Regions from separate parts of the Homo sapiens genome. Here region 1 is linked to region 2. A link is a loop called in an ENCODE intact Hi-C map of the cell type or tissue named here. Cell type or tissue: PC-3. All regions are shown on one strand. Links, peaks and the distances in the headings refer to the core of each region. The heading gives the core; the rest is flanking DNA. Region 1 overlaps FRMD4A (FERM domain containing 4A). Region 2 holds the start of FRMD4A-AS3 (FRMD4A antisense RNA 3).

What was found. A loop is a pair of places that touch in the nucleus more often than their neighbours do. Peaks named below come from ENCODE experiments on the same cell type or tissue, not always from the same donor. Only the 100,000 strongest peaks of a DNase experiment are listed, where the experiment ranks them.
Region 1: a loop joins it to region 2, with 6 times the contacts of the local background. A loop is called at or near these places in 3 of 110 quality-filtered maps.

Annotation. Positions count from the first base shown.
Region 1 is chr10:14,002,277-14,018,063 of GRCh38, forward strand. The region is part of intron 2 of FRMD4A (FERM domain containing 4A); the gene reads right to left. FRMD4A-AS2 (FRMD4A antisense RNA 2) reads left to right here. Exons shown (of 3, transcript NR_199003.1): 2 at 1,250-1,301; 3 at 4,911-5,250. Among named protein-coding and RNA genes, the nearest start is that of FRMD4A-AS2, 19 kb to the left of the region's middle. In PC-3, for the core only: no CTCF peak of the experiment used is centred there; no DNase peak of the experiment used is centred there; H3K4me3 peaks cover 2,931 bases; H3K27ac peaks cover 1,884 bases.
Region 2 is chr10:14,067,110-14,082,896 of GRCh38, forward strand. The region is part of intron 2 of FRMD4A (FERM domain containing 4A); the gene reads right to left. FRMD4A-AS3 (FRMD4A antisense RNA 3) reads left to right here and starts at 7,175. Exons shown (of 3, transcript NR_120638.1): 1 at 7,175-7,717. In PC-3, for the core only: no CTCF peak of the experiment used is centred there; a DNase peak (open chromatin) is centred at 7,532; H3K4me3 peaks cover 544 bases; H3K27ac peaks cover 942 bases.

The DNA of each region.
Region 1 (15,787 bases), core at 3,420-11,419, 65 kb before region 2:
GAAGAGATCTATGATTTGAGTCTGATTGGCTGTTCATGCATTAACTTTGTTCCACTTAAAGATGTACAGCATGGTCTTAGAGTTCCGAATAAATAAGAAAAGAGCATTTCGCTTTCTCCGCTTGTACTGACACGTAAGAGTGAACACATTTTCCACCAGAGATAATGGGACTTGTGGTAGGTTAGCACGAGGATGGAGGCTGTTCCAGTGTAGGTCTTAATTCTGATCCTCTTCTCGAATTTGCTCACTGACAGTTTATATGAACTTTTAGATTTCATTCATTCTGTCATCTAGTGGATATTTATTGCACTCCTGTTATGAACCAGGAACCCAGGGGTGTTCCCTGTCCTCAAGATGCCTGCCATCGTACGGAGGATTATGACTGAAGCAAACCAGTGGTTTCAATGCAGTGTGATTTGTGCTATTGTAAAGGGATCCTAGAGTACTACGGGAGCCAGCAGGGAGAGCATTTACTCAGACTTGGGGAAGGGATGGGGTGCCTGGAAGAGCTTCCTGTGGAATTGGCTTTAGGCTGAAAGAAGTAAAGGGGGTGGAGGGAGGAGGCAGAAATTGCCAGGAAGATGAAAACACACGCAAAGTTCCTGGGGCAAGAGCAAGCTCCGTAGTTTGGAGGAACAGCAAACATGTCCACGCATGGTTGGAATATAACATTCCCAGGGTAAAGCATGGGAAGAGGTGAGGCTGGAGGGCTGTGATTAGGAAAGGCCTTGTGATTTGTCCTTATCCTGAGGCAGGGAGCCACTTAAGGGTTTCAGTAGACGAGTGACACAATCACCCCTCGGTTTTAGAAAGAGCACAGTGGCTGCAGCACAGAGCGTGAATTGAGGGGAGCAAGACTGGCCACGGCGAGAAGGCAACACGCAGGCAAGAGATGGTGGCGGGCTGCACCACGGAATAGAGGAGCAGGACGGGGAGAGACGTTTCAGAGCTGGAATGGACAGTGCCTTGTGGCTGTGAGAAGGAGACGATGGAAAGAGAGGAGGCAGGAAGACGCCAGGGTCTAGTTTGGGTTTTAGGAAGCTGGGGGTGTTGGAGGAGAAGCAGGATTATTAGGAGAGATGACGAAGTTCATCGTGGACATGCTGGATTTGAGGTGTTGAGATGTTCAAGAGAACAGTGATGTCCAGTCCAGCTTGGGGGTCTGTGGGTGTGGATATTAGAGATGATAAGTCAACGGGGCAGACGAGCAATCCAGTAAATGCAGGAAATTATGCTCCCACTTCAACAGGTGATCTTACAGCTGGAAAATCAGTGGGTGAAAACGGAGATACAGCAACTCTGTAAGTATTTGCACGACTGGGTCAGAGCCCTCATAGGCGGGCATCTCAGGGTGTGAAGAAATATACATTTCTCAGCTTCCTGGAGCCCAAACTACAGCAGCAGAGAATACAGACAGAAGCCTAGCAGATTTCACCTCCACTTAAAACCACAAACTAAGACAACATGGGGTGGGCCACATAAAAGGTTCACTCACTCATTCTTAGGCTTTGCATCTATAAAGGTAATCTCCAACATAAAACCATTTCCTCGTATTGCAAAGTTATAGCAGTTTAATAAAAACTTCCTCCCTGCCCCAAGGCAAACGCCCAGGAAAAAATTTCCACATTTTCTCTTTCCTTAACTCATTTATATGTTTTGTTCTTACATTTATTAGAATTTTCCATGAAGTTCATTTTTACTTTACTTCTGGAATAAAAACCATCTGGCTTTAGAAGGAAGAGACCATACAGAAGGATGTGGGCTTGAGTAAGTTGAGTTACTTGGGATTCACGTGTAGTCAGTTAGAAAAATTTTGTTTTCCACGTGTCTTACATAAAATTGGGAGTCCCAGAAAAGTTATCACCACGACACAATATACTGCTTGTCTTGGCTTTAGCAAGCGAATAGCCCTAAAGGATCTCCCCAGGAGACAGGGAGGTGTGTCTAAATATAAAAAATTGTCATCTGTTTATTAAAAATACAAGACTGGGTGCGGTGGCTCACGCCTATAATCTCAGCACTTTGGGAGGCCAAGGCAGGTGGATCACCTGAGGTCAGGAGTTCGAGACCAGCCTGGCCAACATGGTGAAACCCCGTCTCTACTAAAAATATAAAATTATCCAAGTGTGGTGGCGCACGCCTGTAATACCAGTTGCTCTGGAGGCTGAGGCAGGAGAATCACTTGAACCCAGGAGGTGGAGGTTGCAGTGAGCCAAGATCGTGCCACTGAACTCCAGCCCGGGCAACACAGCGAGACTCTGTCTCAAGAAAAAAACAAACAGAAAAAAAAAGATACAAGCCAAATGTTCTTATACACAAAGACAGGCAATCTTAAAAATGATGCCTATCATTATGGACTACATTTTATATGATTGCCAGGTATTGTGTTACGTCCTTGCATACATTTTTGGTGATCCTTTACAAGCACTGCAAAGGGGTGGGCAGTGTGGATGAATAAACCGAAGCTGAGAAAGTTTGAGTCACTCTATCAAGGCCATATGACTCGTAAATATTCAATAGTTAAAGAGTAAATAGTAAAACTCGTAAATAGCAAATAGACAAGCCTCACTCTTGTCACCCCACCCTGCTGCTTTCTGTAGCACCTAAATTGTCTTTGTTACTTATTTTGTAGCTTAATTCTAGCCTGTATTATACTGACTTCTAATTGTTTTATTTATATAAACTTTACAGGCCTAATCTCTCCTCCCATACCAAACGTGGCATTTTATATTTCTTTCTTTCTTTCTTTCTTTCTTTTTTTTTTGAGACCTGAGTCTTTCTCTGTCACCAGGCTCGAGTGCAGTGGCTCCATCTTGGCTCACAGCAACCTCCACCTCCCAGGTTCAAGCGATTCCCCTGCCACAGCCTCCTGAGTAGCTGGGATTATAAGCGCATACCACCACGCCTGGCTAATTTTTTTGTATTTTAGTACAGACAGGGTTTCACCATGTTGGCCAGGATGGTCTCCATCTCCTGACCTCGTGATCCGACCAGCTCGGTCTCCCAAAGTGCTGGGATTACAGGTGTGAGCCATCACACCCAGTCCATTTTATATTTCCTTTATGTTTTCCACCCTCCCTAGCACAGTGACGGGCTCTTGGCAGTCTGAAGAAGCATGAACCAGAACTAAGCCTGGTCTCTCAGGATTTGGTGGATGTCTAAGTTGCAGGGTTAAGAAGTTGCAGTTCCTTCTTTCAACTCAACCTCTAGCAGTTGGATACAGAAGCAATTGTCGAACCTGGGCACCTAAGGGGACAGGACTGTCAGTGTCCTGGAAATCATGTTCTTCTCTTTGGTTTTCACCACCTCTTAATGGCATATCTTCTATATTTCCTTTAATGCGAACACAGGTAACGAGTTGGTTATAACCCTTTTCTCAGGGCCAGGCTGCCATGCCATCGCTCCTCCAGAGAGCAAACACGAAACATGATCCTATGGCAAGAACATACAATGCCAGGTCCCTGGATTTAGGTCCTGCTCTGTCATTGACTGTATATTCCCATAAAGAAGATTAAAACTCTCCACGCCTTGGTTTCCCTGTTTATACAGGACAAGGGTAGTAACCCCTGGGCTCTGTGCCTTGTTAGTGACTCGCAATGGTAAAGCAGGGGAATGAACTGAAAGCCTTACAGAAATGTAAGGTCTTCCGCGTCATTAGATGCTGTGAGACAATGGAAACCAACTCAAATGCCTGGCGCCCTTAGAGCCGCTGATGGAACTGAACAAACTGCTATTGCTTTACACTCCCAATGGAAGGGTGCTGGCTCTCAGTGTTTGCCCTTACCTCTCCTCCTCTTCTATAAACACAGGACTCCATTCTGAAAATTGTCACAGAATTGTCAATTCCTCTGACCCACAGTGTTAGATGTCCAGTGGAATTGACAGGACATCATACATTTCAATTAGTTCCACTCTCCATTGCTCTGGAGGGTGAGGTGCTACCTCACCTTCACGGGGAAGACCCAATGTTCCAAGGATGTGCAGCGCGGGAGGGCCCCAAACCATTCAGACCATACTCATGTTAAGGCCCATGTAACGGTGGGGTGTGCTCAAGGGCAGAAAATAGCCCTGTGTGCTTTGAAGGCAAGTGTGTGCAAACATACCCAATAACAGACATGTTTTGTGTATGATACTATATTCCCATATTGTCAATTTTTCTTAAATTAGTAAACAATGACTAACAGAAGTGGTAACTGCCTATATTTGAATTTATGCAAACATACATGATTTATTAAACACTTTATCTGGAGAACATAATGGTATAAATGGAGGTTTCCAGGCGACTGGATTTGTGTGTGTGTGTGTGCGCGTCTATAAAGGAAGACTATGTGCTCAATGTGGCCATTCACACAGCCCTAAGGCACACAATTCACACTTCCATGTTAGCATTTGTGAATAAATATCTTAATAATAGAACACGTGATAAAAATTTTGTTACCATACAGACCAAAGAGTTTTCACTAACACCTAACATCACACTCAATAGCAGCCTGATCAATGTGTAAATTTTGCTGTCACTGATGGCCTAAGATCTAAGCTATTGGAATAACATGAAATACACAGTAAGCATTTAATACATATTAGTTGATGATCTTGACATTCAGAACAAGAAATAAGTCTCAAAATAAAGACCGACACACAACCAGAATAGAAAGCAACGTTTTTTTCATTATTCAAATGGCAGAAAAAATGTAACTCATCAAAACTCAGGAAATCAACCCGACCTAAGTATTTAGTTAGCCCCTCACATTTTTAAACCTTTAGTTTTTTTTTTTAAATAAAACATCGCTGAGTAGTAAGTTATACCAACCAGAAAAAGTCACTTGAATTCAGTTCTGATCTTCTTTATAAGATGCTGCGGATAGCTGATCTAACAAGAGAGCTTCATGTGATGCTATTTGCTTTATTAGGTCTTGGACTACACCTTAACTGAAGACGTCTATGTAGGTGACGAAAACTCATGGAAGGACTTGCCACAATTCAAACATGGGCTTTTGGGGTTTCTGAGACCAACAGAACCACCATATACTTTGTGGGTGTAGGGATTCTCCCTGCATGTTGAGCCTGTCACCCTAATGACAACCAGCTTTGCATTAACTAGAGTCAGCCCCAAAAATGCATCTGTTACTCCAGAGAAGGACAAATCCTTATTATTACTTTATAGGATTTTCTCTACTAGGGGCTTCCATAAAGTAAACATGCTTTCAGGAAATTAACAGAGTAATTTTAAGCCAAAATCCATAGCATTAAAAACAAATAAACCCCAAATGATAGCAATGTATTTGGGGGGAAAAAAGCATGTAATCAACTGCCTGCATAATTTAAACTACCAAAGCTTTGAAGCTCCTTAACATCACCATCACCTCCCTTTTAGACACTGTCACCCAGTAGAAGAAATTCACAGCCCTGCTGCTCTAATGAGTATGTTTCAGTAAACACAGAAGAAATCATTTTCACAGCCCCCATGCATTTCTCAGCAAGCACTCAAATCTTTCAAACCCATTCCAGGGGGAAGTTTCCATCCCAATCTTTTCCCTCATATTTCATCTCTAAGAGCACCCCTCCCCCATCTGAGATCCACAAGTTACAAAAATTACTGTTTCAGGTTTCTCATCATTATCTGTTAAAAAACTAAAATTACAGATGAGATAGTATTCTACAGTCCCAGGAACTCCAACTGTTCAGGAAACGTGAGTAACAGAAGTAACGCGGTATACAATGAAAACAAACATCTTCCTGTCTTTGGAGCAACTGAGAAGCAAACAACCCGCCACGTAGCTTACCCTTTCAACGCTGCGCCTTCTCAGAGATCCATAAGGAATTTTCAGTAAAAGTCTTTGGGATCTATTCGGAGCCACTGCAGCCTGAACCACCATGGTGTACAGCTGTGTGTGTGTGTGTGTGTGTGTGTGTGTGTGTGTGTGTGTGTGTGTGTTCCCAGCAAAGGGAGAGAAGGAGCCTCCCTCAAAAATAAGTTATGGTCTCCTGGAGGGTTCCCAAATATCAAATAACTGAAAGAGTTTTTCTTTCGACCATCTGAGTCAAGATGTGGTTTGTCAGGAGGAGGGGGGATGGGAAGAAAGAAAACCAGCCCAAGTTCTGCAACTTCAGCGCCCACGAAGCAGCATCTCTAGCTTTCTTCCATCTGTCCCTCTGCACAGCTGGCTCAGCGAGACTGCCGTGTCCCGCTTGTGGGCAAGTGACGCGTCTGGGGAGAGTGATCCAGAAATGTCAACTTTGCTTCTCGTGGCTGCAGATGGTAATCAGGTCAGTTGTCTAATCAAAGCTCTATCAGACGTATTATTCATTCCATCACGTGACTCCCAAGCCCCTCGGCCGTACAGTAGGTCACATGCTCACCTTAAAAAGACTATTTGGAATATCACCATCTGGAGTGGAGATTAATGCAGAATCCTACACTCTGATTTCACTCCCTTCTGAACGGAGGAACAATATCTGAAGACCACAGACAGAACACATCAGGGACCTCTTTGAAATCATAAATTCTATCTATAAAACTGAGCATCAGACATGCGTATCTGTTTACCCTTCCTGCTTTCTAACGCATAAAAATAAACGCACGGGTATTACTCACTGTATATGTGAATACAGTCCACAGAGAGAAAGTATGAGGGAAAGAAGAAGAAACTGTTGCAATCACATGGTTCAGATGAATCAAATCAAATCGAACAGGCTTGTGTTTGGCACCTTCTCATTTAAATGTTTGTGTTATAGAACATTTATTTTTACGTGTGCCAGTAAACAAGAAGAAATTATGTTTCGTTTTACACGGCTGTGTCGAAGCAGATTCATCCATCACGTCTGTCAATTATTTTCTGATCATATTGTGTAATTTCAGATCACACAGCCTTCTTTGATGGATGGCATAAATGGTCTCAAACGTTAACTTTTCTGTAATATTTTCCCCTACCTTCCCCATCTCTACTCCTCCTGAAATCGGCTTATTTCCATAGCAGAAAAAATTACTACAAAGAAAATCAAGTAAGGTGCTTCCAGGATATGGGGTATGTTTGGGTTTTTTTTTTCTTTTTCTTTTTAAAGCATTTCTACATACACTGCTTCTGTCTGTTCTGAGTTTTATGAAAGGGATGGCCATTTCCTTTGTAATCATCCCGTGGTTTTTGGTATTAGCCTTGATACCACTCATACGCTCTGGGCACCAGCTTTGAGACACTGTCTGCAGACCAGTGTGCTTACTTCATTGAAAATGACGGAAATGAAGGTTCTGTTTATTCAAACACACCTAATAGGAAATGGGGGTGGGGTGCGAAGGAAAGAAGCAGAGTTTTGTACTATGAGAAAATGAATCAGAAGAAAGAGGCGAAGGGTGCCACGGCGGCGGCAGCAGCGCACGGGCTGGAAACCTGGGTTCAGCCCTCCAGCGCAGACACACATCACGAGTCAGTTAAAGAAAGCATCAGGTTGATGTGGGAAATTCCAAATATACAACAATTGGGCTTTGTTCGTAATTGGTTCCATGTGTGCAGTAGGAGAGTCAGTGAGAGGGTGAGAGAGACGGGGAGACGGAAACCTCTTAACCACGGCTCACACGGCGTCTTTGGTGAGGTGGTTTAGGTTTACATCTCTTTTTTCTCTCTTTCTTGCTTCTTGCCTGCACTGCCTGGTTTCAGAGCATTGGCGGGGGGTGGGAAAAAATCTGGAACGATACCCGATGATTGAGCCAAAGCAAGAGAAACTCATTTCTTTGTAAAACTGCACTTGACGTTGTAACGGTTTTGAACAAAGGATAGGCACACTTTCAGAACACTTTATCTGTTGAGAGTCACGGCATGTCATTCTTCCAGCTCAGTTTTGGGGTCGGTGGGGGGGACAATGATGAGATGGACTGAGAAGCCACTGTCCTCTTCTCTGACCCAGGCCAGGGCAAAGCCCCGGGGAGCTGAATTTATTTACATTTGACTAAATGCAACTTCCTGTTTCCCAGGGGTATTAATGAGTGTTTCACTGTGGAGCTTAGGCTTATGGCATAGTTCAGATCATAAGGGACATTTTGATGAACTAAGTGCAAATAAAACAAAAACACATGCATTTGATTAAGGTTAAAATACATATAGAAGAGAATGTTAATGGTAACAAAAATAACCCTGGGCCAGACTCCCACACATCTGAGTCTCACACATTCCACATCCTTCCCTTGGGAGGCGGGGAGAAGGATCACTTTTCATATTAGCACAAAAGCCTCCTCCCAGATAATGGAGCCCTCCCCAGTCCCCGCGGAGTAGGTGACCCCCTCCTTGGAGTGATTTCAAGGCTCTCAAAGGTTGCTGGTCCAAAAATATCTTTCTGATTGTCTTGCCATGGGTGTCGGAGACTTACATATTCAAAATTAATTGTCGAGTTTAGGTCTTTTTTTTTTTTTTTTTTTTTTTTAAATAGAGACAGGGTCTCACTATATTGCTCAGGGTGGTCTTGAACTCCTGGGCTCAAGCAATCTCCTCGCTTCGGCCCCCCAAAGTGCTAGGATTACAGGCATGAGCCACCATGCCTGGCCAAGTATTTCTTTCCATTGTTAGAATACAAATATGTTTCCCCGGAAGGGATATGCATTCATACTCTCACAGTTATGACCACTTTAGGAGAAGCAAGGGGAATGAATGTTCACTGAGCACCTACCCATTGGCAGGCCATGTGCTGTGAGGTTATCAAAGGCTACTTCCATGGAGGAAATGCGTTTCATTATCCCTGTTTCAGTGGTGAAGAAACTGGTGCTCAGAGGGGCTTAGTAAGTTGGCCAAGGCAGCACAGCTAGAAATGTCAGAGCTAGGATGAAAACCAAAGTCAACTGGTGTGATTTCAGGGCCCAGCTTGCCTGTCCTACAGGACTTTATCAGATTACAGCAGTTTGGAAATCCCAAAGGAAGATACATCCATTGAACCCAACAGGAAAATGGAAAACTCTGTCTTTGAAAAGAAGAGAATGTCAATATAGGAAATTGTTAGATTGAGCAATTTTAGAGTTTCTGGAGCTGCTGCTTTGATGTCACCAGGAGTTGGGCACAGGGGACGGAGGGGCTAAGAACCACAAAGGGGGAGGCAGGGAGGCTGGCCTAAGGGGTCAAGGGAGGAGCCGAGTTATTAGAGCCAGGGGCCAGGTCACCTAGTGGAGTCTAGAACCTTGGAGACCCATCCAGTGGGAGACTCAGCCGCTGCTGAAGCCTTCATCCATGGTCAAGGGGAGGTGAGGAGAAATGCCTGGCCCTTCTTTCCATCTGCCTTCCAATCTCCTGGCAGCATCTTCCAGCCAGTTGAAAGGGAACTGTGGAAATAGCCATATAGGCAGGGCAGGGAAAGGGAGAGCCATAGATCTGAGTATATGTGGCTCTGGGCCAGCCCTGAGGGACCGAGACATTGGACCAAAGGAATGGGAAATGGTGAATTAAGGGTGAACTGAAAAGAACAGCAAGAGAAGGCGGGACACGGTGGCTCATGCCTGTAATCCCAGCACTTTGGGACTCAGAGGTAGGTGGATCACCTGAGGTCAGGAGTTCAAGACCAGCCTGGCCAACATAGTGAAACCCCGTCTCTACTAAGAACACAAACATTAGCTGGGCATGGTGGTGGGCACCTGTCATCCCAGCTACTTGGGAGGCTGAGGCAGGAGGATGGCTTGAACCTGGGAGGTGGAGGTTGTAGCGAGCTGAGATTGCACCACTGCACTCCAGCCTGGGAGGCAGACAGCATGAGACTCTGTCTCAAAGGAAAAAAAAAAAAAAAGAACAGCAAGAGGAAAACCTATGGAACAATATTACATAGAAAGAGCAGGTTGTTGTCAGGATAGTGGATGACACGGTACCCTCAGCATCCAGGAATGGCCTAATGGCTGCTGGATGTGGGGTGGGAGTTGAGGGGGGAAAGATGCCTCAGGGATGGGGGGCAGTCAACAAACTGTGTGCAGGAGAGGGAGATGTAGAAGACACTCTTCAGTTCTAGACTCTCCGAAGCTGCTGCTTTTGATGCCTCAGGGAGCAGCACACTTAAGGCTGGCAAAGCCTTTTGTTTGTTTGCTTTGAACATTTCCTTCCAGTCTCAATGAAAATGTTTGCATTAAAACCCTGGAAGGAAAATGCATAGGAATCCATTGAGCCAGGTTTCAGGAAAGTCAATGGTCTTGACATGCCACAGCAAGATGTATCAAAGCAAATGGGTGTTCTTGGTCACGAACAGCAGGGTGTGAAAGGGGTGGCGGGAATGGGGGGAATGTTCCATTGGAGAGAGAACATTTTGCAGTGTTGGTGATAATGGAGGCAGCAGCAGGAGGGGGAAGAGTCTGCCGAGCCAACGTGTATGCACGGTCACAGGAGCAGACTCATAGATGAAGCCAGTGCCCGCGCGGATGCATGCTGAAAAGCCACGTGAAGGGTAAATGATCTCCTGATGGAATCCTGGGTGCTGGCACGGACATGCAGCCTGGTCATTGCAGCCCAGGGTGATCCTGATGAGCCGGCCTCAACTATTTGTCCAATCTTTTGCCCAGTGCCTGAAATTACCACTAGTGAGGCTGGCCTGTCTGTCCCCTGGAAGTCCACTCACATGTGCATCTGACCTCAGAACTGCCACTTGCTGGCACTAAATAAACTCATTTTCATTGCTTTATTTTGTTCATTTGGCAGAATACTGAAAGGACAGGCCACAGGACAGACAGGTTTCAGCTGGGGACGTGACTGAGGTCACACTGTATAATAGATGCTGTCGTGACACTCCCAGGGCAGAAGGCAGGCTGAGGCCACCATGAGCCCCAGCAGAAGGGGCAAAGGATGGTGAGCTGGAGAAAGAGATGGGAAGGTGACCTAAGGGGCCTTTCTGATTTTGTTCCTTATCATTCTTTCCTTTGCAAAAAAGGCGAAATACCACTTACATGAAGGAAACAGAAACAATCCAAGGCTGACATTGTAAATATCTGTCCTAACCTCCATCTTGAGCCATACTTCCTTGTAACATCTTGCAGGGTATTAAAAGCGGGCTCTTTCTCAGTGTCGTTTGAGGGCTCCAGGCAATAGATGGCAACTATTCCCACCCTCTCCCACACGCCACTCAAGGAGTTAGGCCTCTAAGCAGGACATGCACAAGGGGTGTCTGAGAAGCAGGTTTGAAATCCCTCAATGACCTCACCTCCAGGCTGTAGGAGGAGGGAGAGGGAAACAAAAGAGGGGTGTGGGGCTCAGGGAAAGAGAGGTGCCTGAAATGGCTTATTGGAAGAGAGACATCTCTTGGACCAGGGAATTGCAGAGATAAATCCCCAGAGATCCCCAGCAAAAAACCCACAAGGCACCCTGCAAGGACAAGAGGTGGGCTTAAACACCCATTAGTCCCAGAGAAAACCATGGCCAGCCCAGCCAGGCAGGGTGACTCATGCCTGTAATCCCAGCACTTTGGGAGGCTGAGGCAGGTGGATCCCCTGAGGTCGGGAGTTCAAGACGAGCCTGACCAACATGGAGAAACCCCGTCTCTACCAAAAATACAAAATTAGCCAGGTGTGGTGGTGCATCCCTGTAATCCCAGTTACTCGGGAGGCTGAGGCAGGAGAATCACTTGAGCCTGGGAGGCGGAGGTTGCAGTGAGCCGAGATTGTGCCATTGCACTCCAGCCTGGGCAACAAGAGAGAAACTCCATTTCAAAACAAAAACAAACAAACAAAAAACCCAAAGTCCAAGGCCAGCCCATGACAGCTCAGGCATGAAAGCTCCCTGCTAGGCCCTGGCCTCTGGTCCACTTCAGCCCTGGACGGGTGAAGACAGCGCAGTGAGTATCGGGGAGGTGGGTGGGGATGCAGGGGAAGGATTTGGAGGTGGAGACACACACCCATGGTTCCCACTGCAGCCATCACCCGAACCTGCCCCCAGCTGGGGGATGGGAGAAACCGTCGCTTTGATGGAAGTTGGTGTTGTAATTATTGTCATGTGAAGAAGAGAAGAGGAGCAATAGGATGAAATTGAACCAAAACACACGCAAGAAGAAAACATATTCTTCCTAATACCCTGACTCGATTATTACACATTCTATGCATGTAACAAAATATCACACGCCCCCCATTAATATGTACGTGTATTATATATCAATACAAAAATGAAAAATAGCTGAATCTTCAAAAAGTACATTCTTAAAAGACTTGGAAAATTCCTAGAGCAGGAGGGGGGAGTTTGGAAGGGAAACCCTGTGTTTCTTCAACATTCCATCTCCATCCCATTACCTCCCCACCCAGCTATAGCCTAGGTAATTCATGTCACGTCTCATTAGAGGAAGCTGGGACTGAGGTTAGACAAACAGAAAGGCTGCCTACATCCATAATTTTCTGTTTGAAAACTGGCTGGAATTTAGGCCAAACATGAAACCCAATATCCGTAAGAACAGGACCAAGACATCAAGCAACACTCCTATCACCAGACCTCACATGCCCAGGGGCTGCGAGATTATCTCCAGCTCACCAGTGTGGGAAAGCTTTCTCTTGGTTTTACCTACGGTTTGCTCTGACACAGTGCGCTGTTTGCAGTATCTGTCTTTGGACAGACTTTTCCTCCTCCTGTGCCATTTGGAAGACTCTAGGCAGAATTGTAGCTAGCTAGGGTGGGCAGATACATTTTTCCCTCCCTCCCTCCCTTCCTTCCTTTCCTTACTTCTTCCTTTCTTCTTCCTTCTTTCCTTCCTTCCTTCCCTCCCTCCCTTCCTTTCATCCTTTCTTATCTCCTTCCTTCCTCCCTCCCTCCCTTCCTTCCTTCCTCCCTCCCTTCCTTTCTTCCTTCCTTTTCTTCTGTCCTTCCTTCTCTCTCTCTCTTTCCCTCCCTCCCACCCTTCCTTTCATCCTTTCTTCTCTTCCCTTTCTCCTTCCTTCCTTCCTTTCTTCTTTCCTTCCTTTTCTTCTGTCCCTCCCTCCCTCCCACCCTTCCTTTAATCTTTTCTTCCCTTCCCTTTCTCCTTCCTTCCCTCCCTCCCTCCCTCCCTTCCTTCCTTTCCTTCCTTTCTTCCTTCCTTCCCTCCCTCCCTTCCTTTCATCCTTTCTTCCCTTCCTCTTCTCTCCTTGCTTCCTCTCTTTCTTCCCTTCCCTTTTCTCCTTCCTTCCTTCCTTTTTCTCTTCCCCTCCCCTCGCCTCCCCTCCTTCCCCTTCCCTTCCTTGACTCTCTCTTCCTTCCCTTGCCTTGCTGGACTGCAGTCTAGGCTTCATTTAATACTTGTCCTCCATGAGCAGACAGGCAAATGAGATAAAGGATGTTTAGACTGAATTGTGCAGTTTGACTCCTGCTTATCCTTGCTGTGGGAGAGGGTGTGGTGTTCTAGGATAAGTGGTCAACTCCTCGCTTCTGCCATGACACTGCCCATGCTCTTCTTGTATTCTGTACCAAGCTCCATGATACTGGCTTCATCCTTGTCTAAATGAATTGTATTATTTTCATTTATTGCTTATGTTACATCATTCATTCAACCATTATTTTATTGAGTGTCTAATAAAATAAGGCAATTCTCTTATACGGCATATTCTATTACAGGCACTATTCTAAAGTTTTAAAATATATAATTTAGTTAGTTCTCATGACACTTTATCAAATAGGTACTCTTATTTTCCCTGGATGAAGACAAAAGGACTGAGGTACAGAGACTGAAGTAACTCACTCAGGGTCACAATGAGAGGCTCCAGTGTCCATTGACCGCCTCCCTCTTCTGTGTCACTACAACGGATCAAGTGCTGAGCCAAGAACTGGGGATGCAAGATAACTTTTGCTTATTGGAAGAGTTTTCTTTTGTTCCTCAAACTCAGCTCCTCTCTGTGATGAGGCGTCTGTGGTGAAGTGAAAGACTGCTGGCCTTAGCCCTGAGTCTGCATGTGAAAATGTCATCACAAGGGGAAGTAGACCTGGCCCTCTTCCAGGGCAGGGAGGAAAACGCAGCCTGTGCTGCATGGGAACTTCACGTGCTAATTGGACATCCCAGAATCTCACTAAATCTTTATCATAGCAAGCATCAATCACTCAATCTTCATCATAGCGAGCATCAGTCATAGAGAATGTCAAGTCTGCTGAACACCTACCCAACAGGATGAAACAATGTTTGTGAAAGTTCTTTGTAAACAAGACGTGTGCACCTTCCCTTTTCTTCCAGTCTCAATTCTGCACACGGTTTTCCTGTTGTCTCATTTGCCACAACAGCCTCCTGCACTTCACCGTCTAGCCATCTGCCTCTTCCTGTCTGTTCTGCTATAAGGTCCACGTTTCATCTGCCTGAATTCCTTAAAGGCCATCCGGCTTAGCCACCTATTTTGAGTGGTAAACAGACTTCTTCTTGAACCTTTGAGAGCTCCCTGTTTAGTAGATTTCATTTGAGTAACTATGAGTACAGAATTAATTCACCCAGGTTAAGACCCCCTATCCCCATCAAATGAAAATCACACATGACAAAGGAAGCTAGACCTTATCCTCTTGCAGGGCAGGGAGGAAAATGCACCATCTGCTGCATGGAAACCTCATGTGAAAATCAGGTGTCCCAGGATCTCACTCGATCTTTCTGGCAAGGATCTAGCCATAGAGAATGTCAAATATGAATGACCCATGTGGAAGATTTGTCGGTATCTGTGTCAGAAGGCCTTGCCTTATGGACATCAAGGACAAGGCCCATCAGCATCCTTGCAGGCTGTTCAGCTCGTCATCCACAGACAGAGATCTTGCTCACAAGCTGCAGATGGATTTTATGCCTCCACACGAAGGTCCTTCACATCTGGTCTTGATATGATTTGTCCCCAAAAGAACTCCACTTGCCCTTCCCAGCATGAGGCCAAATCAGGTCATCAGTGGCTATAGCCTGGCTAAAGGCTATTCTACATGGTAGTAATGGCTTATTGTGTGTGCTATTAGGAGTGATGTCATGCCCAGGGTTTGAGGAATAACGCTCCTGCAAGATGGCCATGTGATTAAACGGGTAATAAGCTGACCTCTGTGAAGCTGGCTGTGTAGATTGGCTTTCAAGATCATTTTGCAAAGCCCGTTTTCATGTGCTGTCAGTCGTGGATGGATTTTGATAACTAGCATTGATTTGCCATGTTTATGAAGTGCAGTTTCACAGGGTAAACTGTGTAATTGCACCTGGAATGGCAATATAAATAACGTCCTTATCTATGGTATTGACTGCCCAGGATTCGCTGAATATATATAGCATACCTCCAAACAGAGCCAATAGCTGTTGACTCAATTTTTACTAGGCTTAGCTCTCAAATTTCAGGTGTCTTAATAAGGATTGGGTGGCGAATGATCAACTTTTACATCTGTTTCTAATTTCCATGCTTCCTTTTCCAGGAGGAGAAATTTAACAAGCAATTTTCTTCAACAGGGGAATAGTTCATCTTGGTTCAAGTAATCCCTCTGGTGCTGCAAAGGACAATGGCTTTCTTTAGGGCCATCAGATTCCTTTCGCTCCTGTGCCCAGGGACATATCACTCCCAGGGTCAACTGTCCATTTGCTCATGGACATCTGGGATGAGTCACGTGGTATATTTTCCCAAAGTGAGGAAGGAAGAAAAGAAAGCATCTTGAATCTGTTAGAAAGACAGTCTCTTTGAAGCCTCATGTCATGGGAATATGGTTTATGTTGAATGTGTTCTAGAGTATACCCAACATCCTGTAAATCAAAACACCAAAGTGCAAGCTGTGACCAGAATGGGTAAAACACCTCCAGTGGACAAATCCTTAGAGGTAGATGAGGATGAGTAGGGGATTCTAACTGCTCTTGCTTGCTGGGGGTACTCCATTCTAAGAATTTTAAACCT
Region 2 (15,787 bases), core at 3,608-11,607:
ATTCGAGACCAGCCTGGCCAACATGGTGAAACCCCGTCTCTAATAAAAATACAAAAATTAGCTGGGCGTGGTGGCGGGTGCCTGTAATCCAAGCTACTCGGGAGGCTGAGGCAGGAGAATCGCTTGAACCCAGGAGGTAGGGGCTGCAGTGAGCCGAGACCATGCCATTGCACTCCAGCCTGGGCGACAGAGAGAGAGACTCCCTCTCAAAAAAAAATTAGTATGTCTCATTGATATTAATGACAAGTATTTAGACAATAACAACCAGTATAGAGGGGAACAGGAAAGATTTATTATAACAACACTTAAAGGAAAAGAAAGCTAAACATAGAACAATCGGTCAGCTTTATTTATGACAGCAGAACTAGGAAATAGCATCAATATATCAGGTCCCTTGCCCACTGCCTTATTAATAACACTGTCATGAGGCCGGGCGCAGTGGCTCACACTTGTAATCCCAGCACTTTGGGAGGCCGAGGCGGGCGGATCACGAGGTCAGGAGTTCAAGACCAGCCTGGCCAATATGGTGAAACTCCATCTCTACTAAAAATACAAAACTTAGCTGGGCGTGGTGGTGCATGCCCGTAGTCCCAGCTACTCGGGAGGCTGAGGCAGAAGAATTCCTTGAACCTGGGAGGTGGAGGTTGCAGTGAGCAGAGATTGTGCAACTGCACTCCAGCCTGGGTAACAGAGCGAGACTCCGTCTCAAAACAAAAACAAAAAACAAACAAAAAACCAAAAACACTGTCATGAACACACACCCAAATGTATATACACAAACAGAGTCATTTCAGTAGCATTAGTAGCAGTAGAAGTACCAGGGCTATTTCTAGGCATCAAAAATAACTAGCATAGTAAGACAACTAGCACTGGATAAGTCTTCCTCCACTCCAAATAGCTTCTCCATCAAAATGCCATTCTATCTGAAATTCCACCAGTAGAAGTGTATTTTATTAAATTAATCAATGTGCTTTCTGGGATCATCTTTCAAAGTATAAATATTTCGGAGAGCAGTAACATCTTCAAACACTAACATCTTAGCAGGAATTATGGATTATGCTATGAAGTCAATCTTTTCCAGGCTCAGAGCCAGGCTGGGGGCGCAGGGGTTGGGGCAGAGGCTCAGCTGGTATCAGTAGGTAGGAAGAGGCACCATCTCTCTGACAGCTTCTCTGGGTTGTGATTGTATCACATATCTGAACAGAGTGTTTAGGAGAGTGAAATGGTTATGCCTAAGAACTGCTAATACATATCAGATCCCCAATATATATTTGCTTTCCTGTGAATTGCATATTTTATAATCTAAGTGTGAAGTAGAAAGATTCTAGTTCAATAAAGCTTTGATTACTTTTAAGCTAGTAAATATTTATACTGCTGTATTTTGTTCATTACGTTTGAATTTAAACCTAACTTTGGACTGTATTAAGTAGTTGTACTTGGAGTTCTTAGCCTTGGTATCTGAAAAAGGTTATGGGGATTGGGAGGAAACTTCTCCTTTCCTCAGTGAAATTAATTAAATTCTACAGAAACAAACTTTACATTTGACATCACTTACATATGTGTGAGTTCAAAGTTCCCACACATATGTCATCATAGAGTGCTGTGTAGAAGCCAAACTCAAGATATTCACATATTAAGACACTTACTATATTAGGTTTAATTGGAGTAGTTTCCTGTTTGTTTGTTTTTTTCCACTTAGGCTAAGTGAGATGAAGGAAGAAAGCTGTCTTATTTAGTGAGTTCATTCTCTCTCTCTCTTTCTCCCTCCCTCCCTCCCTCTCCCTCTCTTTCTCTCTCCCTCCCTCCCTCTCCCTCTCTTTCTCTCTCTTAAATACGTCTCGAATGTTTTGTGGGTATATTCTTCACTCATGTTCAATGCATCATTTTTGTTTTCTGTCCTCAGTGGCTCTCTTGTTTCCAACACCTCCATCCCCACCCCCAATACCAGCTTCTGCCCCCAGGGTAGGAAGAGGGTAGATTTGGTGATTCACTTTTTAGGGAAATATCATTGGCCTTCTGTGTTATATTCTCAGGATGTTAAGTAGTTTGGCTAAGTCAGTGTTGGACTTGTGACTTGGGTCATGTGAATTTTATTTCTTGGTCTGCCACTAATTCATATGGTGATAGACTATGTTATTGAACTGCCATACCTCAATATACACAGCTATAAAAAATGACAGTAGCCATGGCACGTTTCAATCAAATGACCATCTCTGTCAACACAATGGGTCCTACGCAGCATAGGTGCTTGCCTTAGAGATGGACTCCTTGGATTTCTTCATGGAAGCTTGTGTACATATGCATATTTGGGGGTCAGGGAGAGGGCTCATAAGTTTGATAAGAGTTCACTGTGACCTGTGTGCCTTGGGGCCTCAAAAATAGCTGTTCCCAAACACTGCTCTGGGGAGCCATGAAGAATTTTTCATTGATCTATGACAGCATGCAGAAAATACTGTAAGAACAATTTAAGGGGATTTCCACAAAGCTAAATTTAGTAAGCTTTAAAGACTACACTTTATTTAAAATATATATTTTCTGATTTTTCTGCTGGTTAATTTACTATTATATGATTTACTATTTACTTAATAATATGATTTACTATTATATGATACTGTTAATGTAGGTTAGTTCTCCCTGCCCCTGCCCCAGTGGCTTCCCTTAGCAAAATCTAAAAGTTAGTTTCAAAAAGCTTTTTAATATTTGCACGGCCCATGGAACTAAATATTTGGGAATTACAGCTTTTATAGAGAATTCTCCTGGCCCTTTATTTGCCTTTCTAACTTTTGCTGTCTGTCTTTGGCTATTTCAAGAATAATATTAAGGAAGTATTATTAAGCTGCCTCTGGGGCCAATCTGTTCAACACAAATCAATTGCCATATGCCTTAAAGAACAAGTAGATCTTCACCAGGATGTTCTTGGTGGGACAGCTTATACAGCACATTGCTGCATGTAGACTTTCTCTTCCCTCAAATCACACATTTACCAGAGCTGCTCAGTGTCTGTCTCTCTGTCCCCACACTGTCATATTGCCCCTGCATTCTCCACCTCTCTCTGAGTGCTATGACATGCCCATCCCTTGGAAGCCTCCTCATTTGGGACTCTCCACCCTGCAGGGACCCCTGTGAGGTGTAATCCAGCACCTCCTCTATCCACACTTACTGCTCTCAGCAGTCTTCCTAGAATTTTGGGAGATAAACTCTCACAAATTGTAATGTAATTTACAGCTCAGATAAGTGACACTCCAAAATGACAACCTCAACTACAATCCGCATCCTTCATCTTCATTTGTCTCCCTCCCCTCCCCAATATCTTTTGGCTATCAATATTTTATTATCGGTTTAGAAAGTCAGCCCATTGGAAAATAATTGAATGGAGGTAAAATGACCAAGGAAGGTAAGCATTGAAGAGATGGGGTATTAGAAGAGCTGGCAGAAGAAGGGACATGATGATGGAATGAGCACCTTCTGCTTTGGGTTTCAGAGACACTGGAACCCTCATTCACCTTAGGGCTCTGAAGCTTCTTTGGTCTGTTATCTATGTTGTAGTACTATTATTTGTTATATTATATTCTTTGTTATAACCACAATAGATGTTTATTTAACATCTTTCTATTAAGTGCTGGTTGTGTGCTAGACATCATGCTAGGCACTGGGATTATGACAGTGAAAAAATGCAGACATGTCACTGCAAACACTGTTCATACTGACCCTGAATCATCAGGACTGGGGAGAAAGGTATATTTAAAGATCCCTGACTTGTTTTTGACAGATTCAATGCTAAAGGAAGTTTCCATAGCCTGTTAAAAGAAGATTCAAAGATTTCAGGACACAATTGATGCATCCAATCAAAGGGAACAGATGGATTGCAAGACAAAATTCATGCCAGTGAATCTTCAGTAAGTATTCTCTGGAAAAAGGCTTAGACAGAGATCGCTGATGTACCAAGGCAAACGCCCCTTACCAGGGAAAGAACCCGGATCCCTGGACACGAGTCCTTCTTACTTTCTTGATTTGCCTTTCTGATGCCTATGTGGCTGTTCCATGCATGAAGACTTTTAGATCTCAGTTTCTCAGAAGCCAGTAAAGAGTAAATAAGATTCCAAGGCTAACTAAGTCCCCTCTGAAACTACATGCCACATTCAGAAACGACATTAATTCTCTAAGAGACCAAGATTAAATCAGGCTGGCATCTTGGATCTGCTGGGGAGGAAGTCTGTTTAATGCAATTGACCTCTAAACAGAGTTCATATTAACAGTGACCACTGTGTACATCCTGCTTTTTTAGCTGAAAGATAAACCGTATGCCCATGTTATAGAGAAGCATGAGAAAACATTGGTTTAGGATGAATTACATTTAAAAATTGAAATGGAAAGATCTTCTTTGTAAATGACTCAGTAATTTTCCATCATCCGAAAACATTTTATATAAAGAAACAATTTAGGAAGAAAAAAAGACCTACTTTAGATTAGAAAATATTTTTAAATTAGGAGATAAAGAGGTGGAGATGGGACGGAAAAAGAAGTTAACATACAAATTATTACTGTCCTTAAACTCAGTTTTTAGGAGGTAAGTGGACTGGGCTTGGGTGTTCTTGGTGGCTTAGGATATGGGTGCTGATGGGGCAGAGAGGACCAGGTATGTGTGCAGAAAGATACGCACTTAGTGGGATCTTCTCCAAGTAAGTGTTGAATGTAGAAGAATTAGACTTGATGAGAACACTGGGTGAGGGTGGACTCTTAGGTGGATCCTTGGATGAAGTAGGAGCCTGCAGCTGAAAGGGTGAAAGAAGGAGGTGGTAGGAAGGGTTTCCTTCCCCGTGTTGCAAGGCTGCTTCTCTTAATTCTGTGACTTTACTACAAAGCACAGAGGACTGTGACCAACATTTAATAAGCCTTCAATAAATGTTGATATTGATACCTAAAATTCCACCTATTAGACATTGATTTATGTTAACAACTTCCTTCTTAAAGTAAAAATTCTCTTGGGAAGGCCCAAGTCAATTGACCATTCATTCTTTATGATGAATGTTTAATAAGACTGCTTTCTTCTGGATATCTAGTTGAGATCAGCTGAACAACGAGAGTTTTATGGCTAAATGGATATGAAGACACGAGGCAATTTAGGGTCACGGAGATGCTCGGCTGAGTTCAGGCACAAATGGGGCCTTGAGAAGTCAGAAGTTCTTACTTCTCTAGATAATATCCTCAAAAAGCCAAGTGAAGATATTAAGAAGAAAAAGCCAAAAATAACAACCGTGGCTATACCATTTTGGGAACAGAGTTGGATTCACATATCCTCCGTCCTTCTACTTTATAAACATTATTTGGAAAATTAAAAGTCGAAAATATTATAAGATTAAAATTCTGTGAGTTGGAGTCAACTTGTCTTCTAAAGCCTAACGCTTTCTGAGCCTCAGTTAAGTTACCACAAGAAGCAAGCCACCAAATTTGCCATCCAGAACTGTGATGCATGCTCTCATTTCCAGCAAGATGTAAAGCAGGGTTTTCATAACTGTTGAAGCTGCATCACAACCATCTCCACAAAGGACCATTTATCAGTTATTTTGGGAAAGGGGAGGGTTTTTTTAGAAGAGAAGAAACCACGCTAATAAGCTTTTTGTCTGCAATCATTTCCCACTGAGATTCCATATCAGTACATCTCCATTTGCTACATATTTAGCTTTAAAGGAAAATGAGGTGAGATGGAGATATTTGAGTCATAAAAGCAATAAAACGTGCTTCCGGAAAATAGCTTTCCTTTCAGTCCCCAGACCTGCACTTCCCAGATATAAAGTTTGTTTCTTTAACAAAAGTCTTGGTCAAGTATAGCCAGGCATACTGATTATCAGAGAAATATATACATATGTTTATAATTCATATGAAAGGAAAGAGAGAAAGAGCCAAAAAGAAGGGATAAAAAAATAATAGCTTTAGAAATAGAGAAAAGAAACAAAAACAAGACATACACTACGAGAACCCCTTGTAACCTGCACCCTTACCAGCTGTCCAGGAAACCCAGGGTACCTCCATCTCTCAGCTCAGAGGTTGGTGACAGGTGGTGTCTTTTATTCATATGCCCTCCCTGGGGCTCTTAATAATTGGTGTATTTCTTGTAGTCCCTTTAGTAGGCTGGGGGCAGTAGTGGGAGTGAGGGCGAGTTGGATGCTGGCTTGTTAATGGAGCTGAAGGGAGGGCTACAAGGTGACAGATGGGATGAAGCTGGAAGCTTCTTTGGTGGGAAGGGAGGGTGTTCTAGGTCATGAAGAATTAGATCCATTGAGTTGCTGCAAGAAATGTCCCATTCCTTGAGTTCCTAGGTGATTGACTTAATCTGCCCATCAGTCTTTGTGTGGTTGGTTTTGTGGTTGTGTGGATAAATCTAGACACCAAGGACCCTGGATATACCCTCCCAAAGCAAAATAACACTGGGGGCTGGGGTCACTTATTACTTGGCTGGTGTCCATGATGGGAAAGATCTCAGGGATGATGGCTGATGTTGTTGGCATTGTCTTTGCTTGTCCAAGGGCTGCTGTAGAAGAAGCGAACGGAGTGAGGGGAAGTCCAGGGGTATGAATGTGTCGTGTTCATGGGTTTTTCACCACCACCGGGATCCTGTTGTGACCTACCCACTGGTCAAGATGAAATCCCTAATAACTTAGGTGTTAAAAGACTGGAGGTTGCCCTGTATAAATTGGGTCACCAAAAGTTCCTTTTAAATTTTGCATAGGGCGGTGGCTCATGTCTGTAATCCCAGCACTTTGGAAGGCTGAGGTGGGAGGATCACTTGAGGGCAGGAGTTCAAGACTAGACTGGGCAACATAGTGAAACTCTGGTTCTACTAAAATACAAAATTTAGCCAGGCATGGTGGTGTGTGCCTGTAATCCCAGCTACTCGGGAGGCTGAGGCAGGAGAATTGCTTGAAACCTGGAGGCAGAGGCTGAACAGAGCTGAGATCGTGCCCCTGCACTCCAGCCTGGATGACAGAGCAAGATAGTCTCAAAAAAAATTTTTTTTGTTTCATATGTAGTACCATAGCACCAAGAAAGTGCTTAGGTGGTAAGTACAAAGGTGGCCAAGGTGAGTTCTGACAGTACAGAATGGGGTTTCCATGGAGACGGCAAATAATGAAGCAGTGGATGGGGGAGGGGGATGTATGCTCCAAGGTTGTGCCCACTCGGCACGACCCAGGTTCCATGCTACAGGCCTCTACTTGTCCAGACCTGAGGGTCAGATTCAGATGGTGCAAATGTTTAAGACCTGGGTCTTCAACGAGATGAATTATCAGCTATTTCATAGCTGCAGTGTTGGATATGCCGAGACGATAAAAGCAACAGCAATCAGAATCAACAGTTGAAACGACATGGCAGACGCTGTGAATGCTATGAACTGCTGTGCTGAGCAGCAGGATTCCTGTGTCCTGGCGCAATGCCCATGGGGATTCATGCTTTCAGAGGGTCACGCCTCAGGAACACGTAGAAGGGCAAGCATTTCATCTGGCAGGGCACTGATTTAATCTGCACGCATGTTTGGCTGTAAAACTAGCTCCTCCCCCTTACCATTTTTGAGTCGCTGCCGGACTCAAATTCCACAGATTCTGGAAGGTGTCCAGGAACTCGTTGATTTGTCAAACTTATGGCTACACACAGCTGGAATGGAGACGGACTCCACTGAGGAGACTCATACAGGACAGGAGGGAATTTTAAGAGGATAACCCTGGTAAGCCATGGTGGATTGGGTGATGGGAGGCTGTGTAAGAAAAGCTCTCTGACCTTGACTTCCAGGAATTTACTCTTAGATGGTTTAATCTAGATACTACCAGAGCTTGTAATACAGAAAATCCTGCAGGTAGGGAGAAGAGATTACCCAGAATTAGTTGACAGTCTATGTTTCATAGAGTAGAATCAAAGAAAGATGTCCTTATGAATTAAAAAAGCAAGCAAACTATGGTAACTTGAACCAGTTTCCAGTGCTAACGTAGCACTGCCAAGAAAAGACACTGTAAGGTCACCACTGGTCACTAGATACAGCTTGTTTTAAGTTACAATCACATTTACATAAAAACAATAAATGGTCTACATCACCTTGAAAAATGGTTTTTCCTTCCAGTTGTAAGCACTTTATGTCCTGGTGAAATGCTGCTCATCTGATTATTTTACTATATTGAGAAGAGGAAAGGGGAGGACATATTATTTTCTTAACACCTAATGGATCCAGACACATGTTAAATGCTTGACCTCCACAACCATGTTTAACTGTTAGAACAACATGATGTGTGTGTGGTTTATTATTTCTATTTTCCAAATCAGGAGACCAAGGTCTATAGAGATTACGTAGCCTTCCTGGGCACTAGGAACAGGGACAGAACTGGAACCTGTGCCTATCTCTTTCTGTCGTTGCTCCTTCCAACATATCATGTTGCTTCTCAAAACCAACAGTGAAAAAGTATTCTTTAGCCTAACCTGAGCTGAAATGGCTTAGATATGAAAGCGTAAAGTTTCACTGGCTGTGCATGATGCAAATTTCTTAAATATAGGCAAATATAAGCATGTGTGGGTATAATTTCTGTATTATGTGTATACCTTTATATCCATATGCTGTATAGTATGTGTGTATACATATAGTGTGTGTGTATATTTTATATTTATACACACACATATGTATATGCACACACACACACATATATATAAACCATTAATCTAGGAATCAACAAACCACATCTGATGATATTTCTGCATTGTCATAAAGCCGGAGAGAGAAGCTTCCCCCAGTTACAGGAAGAGATTGTGTGATTGTGTCTGTGCTTGCTTTTTCCTAATGTCTGCATGTTGGACAGAACTTGGCCTAACTCTCATGTTCATGGTAATGTAGCATCTATTTTGAACCACAGGAGGATGGAACATTGACCAGAAGAACCTGACCTTAGTTGATGGCAACTCTGTTTTATTTCCGCTGCTCACCTGGGCCTCTGAATAACCGGGTTTCATTACTACAAGGCTGGCTCACTATGCACCCCTTCACCTGTTCATTTGCCCAGTGTGTGTCTAACCCAGCCATCCACAGCTATGTCATGAAGACCTGTGCATGGATCCCCACCTGCCTTTCCCATGTTACCTGCGAGCTTACCAAAGACTTGGGATTTTTCCAGCATGGTGAAAGATGAAAATGTGCTTGGGTTTACTTTGTCATTTCCAGGGCTGGGTTAAAGCCATCATGTAATGAAGCCAGATCCACATTAAAATGTGGATCATGGCCAGGTGTAGTGGCTCATGCATGTAATCCCAGCACTTTGGGGGGCCGAGGCAGGTGGATCATGAGGTCAGGAGATCGAGACCATCCTGGCTAACACAGTGAGACCCTGTCTCTACTAAAAATACAAAAAATTAGCTGGGTGTGGTGGTGGGAGCCTGTAGTCCCAGCTACTCGGGAGGCTGAGGCAGGAGAACCGCGTGAACCCGGGAGGCAGAGCTTGCAGTGAGCTGAGATCACGCCACTGCACTCCAGCCTGGGCGACAGAGCGAGACTCCGTCTCAAAAAAAAAAAAATGTGGATCATTGTTAGATGCATTACTATGAACTTTGGGGTGGGGGAAAGGGTCAACGTGGAAAAACATCCAGGCATTTCCCTTTTTCTACACTTGTCTGTATCTCTCCCCAATAATTCATTACTTGATTACTTTCCTCATTCATTCATTCCACAGATATTCCCTGGCCATTGAAATCAACTACTTGTGTCAGAATACAAAGCTACATGAGATGTGGTCCTTGTCCTCAATAAGCACACAAGTCAGGGAGTTGGAGGGGAGATTATGAGTAAGGAAGAGATACAGAGGTGAAGAGGGGAGGTGTCCAAGCTGGAGGGTTCTCAAGGGAGAGGGAAGAGTCTGGAGGCTTACAGAGAAGATAGCTCTTGGGGGTTTTGCCCTTTGAGCCTCTCACAGAGGTCCTGGGCCAAGGAGGACTTTGCGTTTTCCATCAGGGTCAGCCTGGTGTCACCCAAACACCTAGAGGAGTGAGGAGACACCAGAAATCCCAGATTGTGTGACAGCACCTGGGTAGGCACTGCAAGGGACTAAAGATGCTACTTGCAACCAAGGATGATCCCCAAGACAAAAAATATGCATTATAAGAATTATATTTTGGTCCTCAAACTTCTGGTTCTATAAATGCTGTTCTCACTGTCTGGGAAGTAAGATTTGGACTTGGCCAGTGGAAATTCAGTTTCTTCATTTGTCACTCGATGCCTGTGAAAACTTTGCCAAAAGCCTGACTTCTTGGAGCTTTGGTTTTCTCATCTATCAAGTGAGAATACTAATAATCATAACAATAATGCCTACCTCACTGATCTCTTAGGGTTGTTATGAGACTTAAAGTGTGCTGTGCAAAGTCTGAAACTGTGCCATAACTCTTTACGGTCATTATTATTAGTATTGGCAAAAATGTCCATTTCTGCACCCCCTTCCATTTGAGTGGTGAGCGTTTTCCTTGCCCTGCTATTAAGAGGTCACTCGTGTCAATGCTGAGAGGCCCATGGAAGCCTGACAGCTTGATGTTGCATCTGTGAGAAGTGATTCATTGGAGCAATCTCCCCTTAAGTTCTGATGAATGCATTAAGTTTTAGAAGGAAATCTGTTTGAATTGTGGCTTGATGTCTAATGCTTGGAGGATTATATAATTGAATTGTAGATGCTAAATTGCATCTTCTGAAATACTGAGAAATAGTCCCATTCTCATATAGGCTTAACATCCATCTAGAATATTCCAATTGCTTGTTACTAGGAGATATGTGTGTTACATGGCAAGCATGTGCTCATGTGGACTCACCCACCTGTGAGGATGGCATAGGTGAGGAAAGAAGAAGATGAGAAAGGTTTTATAAGGTAAACTCAATTGTGAAAACTATTACATGATGGTGGACAATTTCAGCTTCAATTCACCTGATGATGACCCTGGCTTCAATAATTAATGACCCTGTTATTAGATTTCTGAGGCAGACAGCATCTCATTGCAAGGGACCACTTTGATGAATGAATAATCGTAATAAATACAAACCACTGGCCAGAGGGTCAACTTCTACTGTCTGCTTAGCTGGAACATGAATGAACCCAGCCATGATTGCAACATTCTCATGGCCATTCTTTTGGAATTCCAAGTAGGAGAAGAACCTGGAGGGTCATTAAGCTGTGTCCTTTGTCTTCAGGCAAGATTATCTCCAAACCAACCAAATGGGGTAGAACCCACATTGACACTCTCCTGGCAACAGGCTCAAGGCTATTGGGAAATCTTCCGACTTGTGTCAAATCTAACATTTGTCTTTCATTTAGTTGAGACCAATCTACATAAATCCAGGTTAAAGGGAAGCTTCTTCCCGCCCTCCAGAAGACACAGGCAGTGGCTCAGGTGACCTGCCAGCATGGAACCTGTCTCTCTCAACAGTAAGTTACTGAGCACCTACTACGTGTGAGATGCTCTCCTGGATGTGTTTCATTTTATAGTATTTGACATCTGTTTTCTCATGTGAGCCTCACAACAATTTTATGTGTTTAGGTCATGGTGGGGGGTATGACCATTATAGGATGGATGAAAAAAACGAAGCTTGAAGAAGTTATGTGAATCTCCTGAAGTCCAGAAATGGCAAAGTTCAAACTCAGGTCTCCTGGCTCCAAGCCCATGTGTTTCCCCTTCTACTATGTCAACCTCTCCCTGCCCTGGGCTGCCTTGTGGCACCGTCCCTTTCTGTGGAGACTGGTACATCTGCCTTAGTGTCTTCCGGCTGTGTGATGCTTGTGTTAAGGCTCCATATTCTGGAGGTGTCCTGCGAATTCTCCACTGGAAAAGGGAAACAGGACTAACCCTAGGTCTTGAAGGGTTTCCCTCAGAGCTTGAGATAGTCAGAGGAAAGGACTGAGTGTCCAGGGTTTGGCCATCTCTAAGTGCTCTTTTGCTTTTGAAACAGAAATAGACCTTGCATCTGTTGGGCCCATAGTACTAGCTCCTGCTGTAGGTGCTTTTGTGGGCACTGCATGTTAAATCCTCACATCAACCTCATGAGGTGCTGCTGTTACCTCCAGTTGTGGATGGGGAAGGTGAGCTGTGGGGAGTTTACATACGGAGGTGGAAAATGGCCAAACTGGGATTTGAACCCCTGCCAGGGATCTGCTCTTAGCCTCTTTACCATGTTAAGGAGCCTGGGCTCCAGCACCCTCTCCTCCTGTCTGCTGCCCTTGGTCCATAGAAGGAAAAGCCCAGACCTCCTGGTGTCCTGGGCACTCAGAGATAACCAAAGCCTGGAAACTCAGCCTTTCCATCTCAAAAGTGAAAGAAAAGTCAATCAAACAAAAATGACCGAAGTGTTTTCTAATATTTTCATTAATTAAAATTATGGTTCCTGATTTCATCTTTTTGACATCCAACACCAATGTACTAATAATCAAGCCCCTGGAATAATGGTGTTTAATAAAAAGGGTGAAACCTGCAATGCTTTTAGGCAACACATTTACCATGGCTAGAGAGTAGTGGGATGTGTTGGTGTGATTCTGTGTGTCCCTTGGTACGTCAAACACCCACGACACTTAGTAAGACTGTGTGACAACAGCGCTGAGCAGTTTAAGTGCTTGTAATCCGCTGCCTGGGACCAGGCTGAGACTCAGAACTGGGTGTTCTTGCTTTTTCACATTTGCTGCTGATTATGCTGAGGAATTAGATGGGAAGGTGGGCCAGGGATGGGGCAGATAGACATATTGAATGTGTACCCAGAAACACAGTGAGGGTCTGTGGTCAAGGATGTGGAGTTTCTATCCACTTGGCAAGGGGTGGGGAGGGTGAGTCTATACAATGAAATCACTCCCTGTGTCCATTGCGCCCAACACCAAGCATAACATGAGCAGCTGCAGTTAGGAGGAAAAGGCCAAAACCTCCCCTTGGACCTCCTGCCTGGACCTCCCTGCTTTAAGCAGGAATTGAATGTAAAATGCTGTCTGGGCCAGCCCTGCCTGGGTCTGCAAAAGGAGAGGTGCCTGCAGCAATGGCTAGTGGGCCAGCCCCTGGCAGCACATGAAGCCACAAAGATGCCCCAGCTACTGGGCTTGTCACCCACAAAGGCCCCCACTCTAGCCTGCCCCCTACCCTGCAGCTGGAGTGTCTCTGGAGAAGTATTTCCAAACAGCCCATTCCCTGCCCCTCTTCATTTTTGTGTTATGTGCCACCTGAAGGTCTTTATGATGTTCTATATCCCCGCTTCTTCTCCCATGTTGTTTTGCCTCCTATGACATTGGAACTGGCTCCTGAACAAGGGGTTAATGTAGGAAGGGAGCCCCCACCTGCCATAATGAGAACCCCCCCAGCACCTCAGACTCTTTCTCATCCAATTCATGGGGAGGAATGATTTGACAAGCAGGACAAGTTCTATCCTCAGGCCATGTGAGTGCTCCAGCCAAGATGATTGAGCCTCTTCTGGGGTGGGACTGTTTGCCAGTGGTTTGCTGCATCAGATGGCCTTTTGGATCCTGGACACAGCTACAATCACAGAAGCGATCTTGGAAGCCACTAAGCCAGCCCTACCATTTTGCAGATGAGGAAACTGAAGACTGCGAGGGAGGATATTCAGCTTGAATTTAGGGTCAGCAAAAGGATGCATTGAGGAAAGAGCCCAAGGTGATCAGTGTCCAGTTGGCATCTCTATACCTCATGGTGCTGTCTTCCTGCCCCATTGCCAGGCTTGGATTGTCAAAATAAGGAACTGATCTCCAGGAGATAAATTCGTCAAGTAGAAGACAGGCTTCAAGAAAAGAAAGGCACTCTGTTTTGCAGTGGGGAGCACTCTGCTGGGGGCCTATGTGGCTCAGACGTTGATGGAACCGTCATCTCTGTAAGTGGAGACAGTAAGCACTGTCCTAACTAAATCACAGCTCTTTACTGCTTTTATATAAAGATTACTCAGGTTGTAATAATAGCCCATAAATTAGTAAGTACCATTAAGTTTATGGGCTTCTCCTAGTCAGAGTCCTTTCTAGCTATCAATTTGGTAGAGTTTAATAAACTCTCCATGACTTATAAAACCACGGTAGTCAAGTTTTGGTCTGTACTGAGTGGCGTTTCTGATACTGACTTCCTTCTCTACTTGCGTGAAATGAAGGCAAAAGGACCCATAACAACACAATTAGACCACAAGACAGGTGTCAGCTTATCACATTAGACAGCTGCATTAAAGCCAATGTACCTCCTTCAGGGTCTGGGTGCCTGCAACCACTGGGGGTCTTGCAAGCATCTAGCAGGATAGGAGAACAGCTCAGATGGAAGAACAGACAACAAACCCACTGCCCACTGAGATTCTGTGAAGGAGAACTCCTGTGCAGTGGCAGAATTGAGTGGGAACCATGTCTGCCCCAGCAAGGAACTTAACTTCTCATCTAAAAATCACACCAGTCCTGCATACCTCATAGGAGCAATTGAAGATAAAAATAAGTCAAGGTTCAGTACAAGCTCAATCTCATGGAAAATATGAAAGTGCCATCATCCAATAATCATAATAATCCAGAGCTATGATATACAAAATGTCTTTTATCATGCAAAGCTCTGTGCCAAGCACTAGACATTCATTCTTGTTTTGATCCCTGCTGCCCTCCTAGCAGGCAAGAAGTCTCGCTCTACCAAGGCTCAGAGAGGATGGCAACTTGCTTAAGGTGACATAGCCAGCCTACTGTGGCAAATTCAGACATCCAATGCAGGTCATTGACTCCAAAGACCATAGGCCTACACTGCCCCAGACTATTTAACACATCACTTTTATTAGGTTGTATTTGTCCTAATTCACTCCATACTTCTTAAAGATTTTCTATCAATGGTCAAAAATACAAATACAGGTTGGGCACAGTGGCTCACGCCTGTAATCCCAGCACTTTGGGAGGCTGAGGCAGGTGGATCACGAGGTCAGAGATCGAGACCATTCTGGCTAACATGGTGAAACCCCATCTCTACTAAAAATACAAGAAATTAGCTGGGCATGGTGGCACGTGCCTGAACTCCCAGCTACTTGGGAGGCTGAGGCAGGAGAATTGCTTGAACCTGGGAGGCAGAGGTTGCAGTGAGCCGAGATTGCACCACTGCACTCCAGCCTGGGCAACAGAGCGAGACTCCAGATAAAAAAAAAATACAAACACAATCTAAGATATTTTTATTAATAGCCCAGGCTTGGATTCTGCAAAAGATGTGGAATCTCTGTTGAAAACCAACATAAGTAATTTCAGATAGAACTACTACCAAACTAGATATCAACTTACTTAAGTAGGTTGATGGAACTTAACCTCACTTTCCTAGGAGTAGCTAGACGTCCTACAGACTTGAAGGTTAGGGGATGAGGGGTAGACATTGAGGATCCTGGAAATGAATTAGTGTTCTTTCCTCCATGCTGTGGTATCTGTTAGGCTGGGTGGTATAACCAGTCGCCCATAGTTCTGCATTTCATTGCAATCCAAGCTGCAGTGAGGTGGAGCTGAGGCCCCAGCACTGAAGTTGAGTGACGAAAAGGCACCTGAAACTCAGGTGCATTTCAGTTGGTGACTGGTTTTCATGGGAACTGCTAAAATGTAAAGAGAATGGCTTTGTAGCCCATAACGCGGAGTCTGCAGTCATCCCTCCCATGGCATTTTTGGAGCTACCCATGACCATGATAGGTTGCCATTAACAGGGATGGATTTGGCTGTGACTGATCTGCAGTGCCCTCCAAAGGTCTGACAAAGATCTGAGCAAATAGATTTTACAAGAATGTTCACTATTTTGTTCCCAGCACCTA